Linked DNA regions of Homo sapiens: region 1 is linked to region 2. The links are chromatin contacts, found by Hi-C or POLR2A ChIA-PET in ENCODE. All regions are on one chromosome and are shown on one strand. Each heading gives the region's core, a stretch centred on a gene start or an enhancer-like site at or near the end of the contact. The rest is flanking DNA. Distances are from core to core; before and after follow the strand shown.

What was found. Hi-C counts contacts between places; a loop is a spot of excess contacts on that map. ChIA-PET counts read pairs that join two places held with the same protein, here RNA polymerase II (POLR2A). Pooled maps may share reads with other maps.
Region 1: a loop to region 2 is called in a pooled map, with 5 times the contacts of the local background. The contact joins two enhancer-like sites. A Hi-C loop is called at or near these places in 1 of 168 maps with a recorded cell type or tissue (naive thymus-derived CD4-positive, alpha-beta T cell) and 6 of 50 pooled maps. POLR2A ChIA-PET finds 5 or more read pairs at or near these places in 2 of 52 experiments (CD4-positive, alpha-beta T cell and activated CD4-positive, alpha-beta T cell).

What each region holds. Positions count from the first base shown.
Region 1 is chr2:113,155,138-113,158,795 of GRCh38, forward strand. No RefSeq gene overlaps it. Among named protein-coding and RNA genes, the nearest start is that of PSD4, 17 kb to the right of the region's middle. RefSeq lists a silencer at 1,925-2,454. Within about 2 kb of position 1,879, at least 18 of the 41 ENCODE cell types and tissues checked have a DNase peak (open chromatin) inside an H3K27ac peak, as active enhancers do.
Region 2 is chr2:112,982,719-112,986,478 of GRCh38, forward strand. It overlaps IL36G (interleukin 36 gamma), which reads left to right. Exons shown (of 5, transcript NM_019618.4): 5 at 2,122-2,940. The coding sequence ends at 2,331. Among named protein-coding and RNA genes, the nearest start is that of IL36G, 6.6 kb to the left of the region's middle. Within about 2 kb of position 2,498, at least 2 of the 41 ENCODE cell types and tissues checked have a DNase peak (open chromatin) inside an H3K27ac peak, as active enhancers do.

The sequences.
Region 1 (3,658 bases), core at 629-3,128, 170 kb after region 2:
CCTTCAGGATTTCCCCCCTCAAAGACATCCCACTCAGCCTCCCAAGTTTACAATTTACAAGTGTACCTCACACTACTGCTTATATTCCCTGCTAGCTGCAAGCTCTTGGAGTTTTCAGTTCATTGTTTTAACCAGTGCTTGGCATATATACAGTAGGTGAATACTGAAGTGAATATTTGTAGAGTGAAGAAATGAACTAATAAGTTATAGGATTATTAAACCTAGCATCAGATCCCCATCTAAAAAGATTAAGCAGTAGTGTTGCACATTGATTTAGAGCAAGGGTCCCCAATCCCCTGTTCATGGCCTGTTAGGACCATGTTGGGGGTGGGGGATTGAGAGCAAAGCTTCATCTGCATTTACAGGCACTCCCCATTGCTTGTATTACCACCTGAGCTCCACCTCCTGTCAGATCAGCTGCGGCATTAGATTCTCATGGGAGTGCAAACACTATCGTGAACTGTGTGTGCGAAGGATCTATGTTGTGCATTCCTTATGAGAATCTAGTGCTTGATGATGTGTCGCCGTCTCCTATCACCCCTAGATGGGATTGTCTAGTTTCAGGAAAACAAGCTTAGTGCTCCCACTGATTCTACATTATGGTGAGTTATAAAATCATTTCATTATATATTACAATGTAATAATAACAGAAATAAAGTGCACACAATAAATGTAAGGTGCTTGAATCATCCTGAAACACCATCCACTCCCACCTCCCCTATCTGTGGAAGAATTGCCTTCCACAGAAACCAGTCCCTCCCTGGTGCCAAAAAGGTTGCAGACTGCTGATTTAGAGCATGGTCTTTGGGTCTTGCCTGATTGCCTGTCCGTGCGTCCTTGATCAGGTTACTCAGCCTCTCTGTGCCTCAGTTTCCTCATGAGGTGTAAAGCTTCCTAACTCATAGGGTTGCCGTGAGGATTAAATGTTTTAGGACAGCTTATTGCCTAGCACTCAATAAATATTAGGTGTTATCATGGTTGTTGCTGCTTGTAGAGAGCCTGGTCAGCTTCATTTTAGCAGCATCAAATCAAGAAATGGACCTCTCTAGGTTGCCAATTCCTAGGGGAGCTAAAATGTTCACTAGATATTGTGAATAAATGTGAACTTTCAAGAGCCAATTCTTCAAGATGGATCCTGAGTGGCTAACTCGGCCTAAATCTGTTTTATTTTATTTTATTTTTCCGTTTTTACATGTCAAATAACTGGACTGTATTGGTCTAAATTCAAAATAGAGCCAAGTGGTCACTTGCTGACTAAAGGTCACATATGCTGAGCTCTCTGGAAACCAGCACCTTCTTGTTTCTGGGATTTTCAGAGCTCACCTGAACCAACCAATCAGAGCTCACCTGCCTTGGCCAATCAGGGCTCAGCTGTATCACCCAGTCAGGACTCAGATGTATTGATCGATCAGAAGTTGGCCTTGTAAAGCAATCAGAACTAAGCAAATTTCAAACCTTCATTTGCACAGGAAACCTGTGTGGGACCATTTGCTATGAAACCCGAGCCTTCCCTTTGTTCTTTGGAAGGGCACCTTTGTTTTACAATAAAGGTTGTGCCTCTCCAGTTTACAAACTGCTTACTGGAAGATTCCTTCTGGAGAACTTTTATTCACAATATACAGGAAATATGGAATCATTTAACTCAAAATGTCATTATACGGTGCCTTACATAGTTACAGAAATAGAAACCAGATAGTGCCATCAAGGGTGATATTGAAAAATAATAGCGTCTCGCCAATGACAACCTGTTCTGAGCTTATGTTTGCTAAAATAGATTGAGTGTAAAATCACAGCTATTTGCTTCTGTGCCACCAATCCCCAAACCAACTAGTGAATGTTCACCGTAAGCCAACAGTTACAGACAGGTGAAATTTGGAAATCAAATAATGCAACTTTTTCTTGTGCCCAGTGAATGGTAAATGAACAAGGGGTTTGTAGGGACTCCAGACAGTCCCTGTCAAGGCTCACGCGTATCTGGGGCGGGCCTCAGTTTCCGGTTCAGGTACTGGAAAAATAACCGGAGGGCTTTGCAGAGCCTGCGGCCCGGTAGCGCACAGGCCAGACGACGGCGCCGTGCGGGGCGCGCAGGAGGTACCCGGCCTGCCCGGCGGCCCAGCCCGGCGCCACAGCGGTCAGACCAGTCCCACAGCTTCGCCCCCGCCACCCCCAACCCCGGCCCGGCCTCAGCCCGCCCCTCCCCGCCCTGCGCCGCCGCCCGCCCGCCTGCGCTCCCGGAAACCGAGTCCCTCCTGCGAGCGCGCAGAGCCGGACTGGCCCAGCCCCCCGCGCGCGCAGCCGAGGCCCCGCAGCTCTCGCCGCCCCCAGCCGGCGCCTGGGCGCGGGGCCGTGGGGCGCGCGGGCCCGCGGGAGGCCGGAGCAGGAGCCCGGCGGGAAATGGGTAAGGGACCACGGGGAGGCCTGGGCCGGGCGGGGGCACCCCCGGCCGTCGCCGCCCTCGACGGTGACCGTGTGCCGTGCAGCGCTCTCGCCACGCCGGCGAGCACCTGCGGAGCGGCTGTCGCTGAGGGTTAGGGTCCCTGGAGCCGGAGAGAGGGTTGAGAGCGAGCAGGGGACCCTGAGGATCCAGCCTAACCGAGCGGCGGAGACTGGGACGGCAAGGGGACGCTGTCTCCACTGAAGGAGTCAGCCTGGGCTCTCTCGCCGCGGGCGACTCCAGCCGCGCTGTTGGATCCTGGCTCCAAGCCCCGCTGGCTGGCGAGCAGGAGGAGCCCTTAAAGCCATCCAGGTGTCAGAATCAGGCGACACTGAGGGCTTTGCTCCTAATCTGTCATGGCCCTGTGCCTCAGTGGTTTCTGGTGCTCATGACCAGGCCAGGCTGTGGCCCCGGCTTGGTGGGAGCTGCCCCCCCGGGACTGCACTGGGCTAGAGGACCAGGCAGCTCTTCTCTACCCCCTTGGGTGCTGGCCCTCCTCCTAGGTGTGTCTAGCAAGAAAGTATGAGAGATTTCTGGGAAGGTAAAAAGTGTCTGCACAGCTGACAAACTCATATCCCTCTAGGATTTCTTTTTGGCTCTAGAATTGTCTAGCTCATCTTTTCTGTAGGATGATGGAGCTAAGAATGTGAGTGAGTTCTTTGCTGGATTTTTCCACGCTGCAGGATGGACTTGCTGCTCTGGTCAATGCACTCGCCAGACCTCTGTGTCCATGGTCCGCATGTCTAGGTCAGGGGACCAGTATCAAAGTGAAGACTGGGCAAGTAAGCCCCACCTGCCCTTGAACCTCAGGCTTGGCCCCTCCCGAGGCCCAGAGCTGATTGAATGTTAATTAGCAACTAATTGGATGTCCATGAGACTCTCTACATAAAGAACACACCAAGGTCAGGTTTAGACAGTGTGTAGTGCCAAGTGATTCATTCTTTTCTTCCAGACGTGATATTTCCTGTATGTGAAGCATATAAAGAAGAGTCATTCATTCACTCATCTAGCAGATATTTACTGAGTGTCAACTACGAATCAGGCATGCAGGCACTGCGAATACTACTGCTCTTATTTGCATATGGGTTGGAAAGAGAAAATAAGCAAGTAAGCTGTTGAATGACATTATTTCAGAGAGCAATAAATGCTGAAAACACAAAACTGAAAAATTCCCAAAAAGAGGGATATGGGGCATGACAGTGAAACGTATAAGAGAAATTGGGC
Region 2 (3,760 bases), core at 1,248-3,747:
TGCGTTTGTTCTCAGATGGGGACTAAGAATTGACTGTTGCGTTTGGCAATGTGTGGGTCTTTGGGGACCTTGGCAGGAGCAGTGTTGGTGCTGTAGTGGGGGCAAAAGCCTGGATGGAGTAAGTTTAAAGGGAGGAATTACAAGAAAGGGATCAGAGACAGCAGATATGGACAGCGATTGCAGGAAGTTTTCTGCAAAGTGGAACTGGTGGCGGTGGTGGGTAAGCAAAGTAGTTATTTTGTTTAAGATGGTAGAAATGACAGCAAATATGCTGATGGGAATGACTAAGAAGAGCAAGCAAAATTGATGGAGCACAAGAGAGCAGGGAGAACGGCTAGAGGGATGTCCTTAAGTTGCAAGTGCAGATAGGACCTTTCACCCAGTCCTCCTCAAGCAGGGAGGTGCAGATATGGGTGCCATGTGCTGGGAGCCCATGTTATGGTGTGGTTTGTACAAGTTGTCTTCTAATTACTTCAATTTTCTCAGTGGGTAGGAAGTTGAAGGTGATGATGGAGGAGGTATGGGAGTTTCAAAGGAGGAAGCATTCTTCCATTTATTAAACAGCAAATCTCTGTTGAGTAGAATGCTGGGGGCTTTCCTCTGTGTTGAGGAATACAGTGATGAACAAGTCTAACAATCATTCTGGGATTGATGAATAAATACGCTAAGTTTAGATAGCAGTTGGTACTAATGAAGAAAATAACTCAGGAATATGATCGCAATGAGTAGGAGGGAGGATTCCAAACCGATTTTGGCTGGGATGGAATGTTCAGTAAAGTTCTCCCCAAGGAGGAGACCCAGGTGATGGGGAGCAGCTGGCCTTGGGAAGATGTGGGGCTGGTGTGAGGTGCAGGGAGAGTAAGTGCCAGGACCTTGGGTGGGAACAGCTTGGTGTCTTGGAAGGCAAAGAAGAAGACAGGTTGGTGGGGGCAGAATGAGCATGCAGGAGAGTGGTAAGAAGGCAGGGCAGCAGGTAGGCAGGAGCTGGGTGGCGTAGACCCTGTGGGCTTTGCCGAGGAGTTTCACTGTAATAACAATAGAAAATCATGCAAAAGGGTATCATAATCTTATTTATTTACTTCAGTTTAAAGTTCACTTACCTGCCTTATGGAGAATGATTATTAGAGAATAGAGTAGGTTCAAGGAGAACATTTAGAAGGTCACCCTAATTGTCCAGGTGAGAGAGTGATGGCCTGGATTGGGGTTGATGCCATGTGTGGAGTGCAAGAAGTGACTCGATTCAGGAAATATTTTGGTATTTTGGAAATAGAGTCCACAGGCCTTGCTCCTGGGTTAGATGTTAGGGGATCAAAAAAAGAAATGTCAATAATGACTCCTAGGTTTCTGGCCACCCAAAGAATCAGATTAACTGGAAGCCATTAATTGAGTAAAGGAATCCTGTGGGAGAAGAACTTCTCACTCAGGGTGGAATGTGGCTGAATTACAGATCATTTCTGTGTCTCTCTTGAGATCTTGAACACTTGCAATTTACTTAGAAATACTTATTTTACCTAAATATACAATGCATGTACATACAAATATATAGACATACAGAATATAGTTCCATATACAATATAGAAGGCATTTTTTGATTGCTCTATTTACCTTCTTCCTTTGATACAAATCCTTTGATTTGTTAGACCCTCTTGGGTCTTTTTCATTGGTATTTATCTTTCTCATATATGTGGCAATTAGTCAGAAATTCATACCCTAACCTGGCTGTCCTTTGTCACGCCGGTGGTTCTTGCAGGGTAGTGACTCTCACTGTTGTGGTATTGGTAAGGGAGGTAATTTCCAATTTCTTCCTCTTCCTAAGGGTCACCTCAGCCTCTTGTGTGAGAAGAGTTCTAACTTGTTGTTCAAGTGTGGCTGCTTGTTCATTAAACTCTCCCTTGTAAACTTCCTACACCATCTCTGGATTTGAGGGTGGGGGCTTGGAAGGTAAAATTTCATGTATGTTTACTCTGCTGCTCCTTCAAAATGTGTGTTTCTCTAGGCCTGCTCTAATAGATGGATAAGGTTTTCTGGAACTTTGGAACATTTATTGAATTATTATGAATAACCTTGAATATCTCAAACAGCTTCTGTTTCTCCTAATGGGTACTTGTTCTGACATTTCAGGAGCAGAAGATCATGGATCTGTATGGCCAACCCGAGCCCGTGAAACCCTTCCTTTTCTACCGTGCCAAGACTGGTAGGACCTCCACCCTTGAGTCTGTGGCCTTCCCGGACTGGTTCATTGCCTCCTCCAAGAGAGACCAGCCCATCATTCTGACTTCAGAACTTGGGAAGTCATACAACACTGCCTTTGAATTAAATATAAATGACTGAACTCAGCCTAGAGGTGGCAGCTTGGTCTTTGTCTTAAAGTTTCTGGTTCCCAATGTGTTTTCGTCTACATTTTCTTAGTGTCATTTTCACGCTGGTGCTGAGACAGGGGCAAGGCTGCTGTTATCATCTCATTTTATAATGAAGAAGAAGCAATTACTTCATAGCAACTGAAGAACAGGATGTGGCCTCAGAAGCAGGAGAGCTGGGTGGTATAAGGCTGTCCTCTCAAGCTGGTGCTGTGTAGGCCACAAGGCATCTGCATGAGTGACTTTAAGACTCAAAGACCAAACACTGAGCTTTCTTCTAGGGGTGGGTATGAAGATGCTTCAGAGCTCATGCGCGTTACCCACGATGGCATGACTAGCACAGAGCTGATCTCTGTTTCTGTTTTGCTTTATTCCCTCTTGGGATGATATCATCCAGTCTTTATATGTTGCCAATATACCTCATTGTGTGTAATAGAACCTTCTTAGCATTAAGACCTTGTAAACAAAAATAATTCTTGTGTTAAGTTAAATCATTTTTGTCCTAATTGTAATGTGTAATCTTAAAGTTAAATAAACTTTGTGTATTTATATAATAATAAAGCTAAAACTGATATAAAATAAAGAAAGAGTAAACTGAAATTAGCAAGAGTAGTTGAATAAAGCCATTGCAGTGGGTAAACCTGGGACTGGGGCTTAGCTGGGGACAAAAGGGCCTTCCTTGGTGGATAGTGATGGGGTGGGGGTGAGAAATTCAGTATGTAACAGGGCTCTGCTGTTTGGCTCCTTTCTTTATGGTCGAATAGCCTTGGTTTTTCCCTGCTTCCTCTAGTCTTTTCCTTTTAGACCATCTCACCATTCACATACTTTTTTCAAAAACTTCAGTAAAGATGTCTTTTTTTTCTTCTTGGAAGAGAAAGCCTTGCTTTCCCAACAGCCACCTTTAGAAGATATATTCTGACGAAATTAAATAACTGACTGATATAGTTTGCATGTTTGTCCTCGTCCAAATCTCATGTTGAAATGTAATCCCCAGTGTTGAAGGTGGAGCCTGGTGGGAGGTGTTTTGGTCATGGGGGTGGATCACTTGTGGCTTGATGCTGTCCTCACCATAGTGAGTGGGTTCTCACAAGATCTGGTTGTTTAAAAGTGTGTGGCACCTCCACCCTCACTCTCTCTGTTGCTCCTGCTTTTGCCATGTGATGTACCTGCTCCCCCTTCACCCTCTGCCATGATTGGAAGCTTCCTGAGGCCTCCCTAGACGCCAAACAGATACCAATACCAAGCTTCCTGTAAAGCCTGCAGAACAGAACTGTGAGCTAATTAAACCTCTTTTCTTAATAAATTACCCAGTCTTGGCTATTTCTTTACAACCATGAAAGAACGACCTAACACACTCACTGTGGGTATAATTGTAGAAATATATACCTCAGATCTGATTCTGT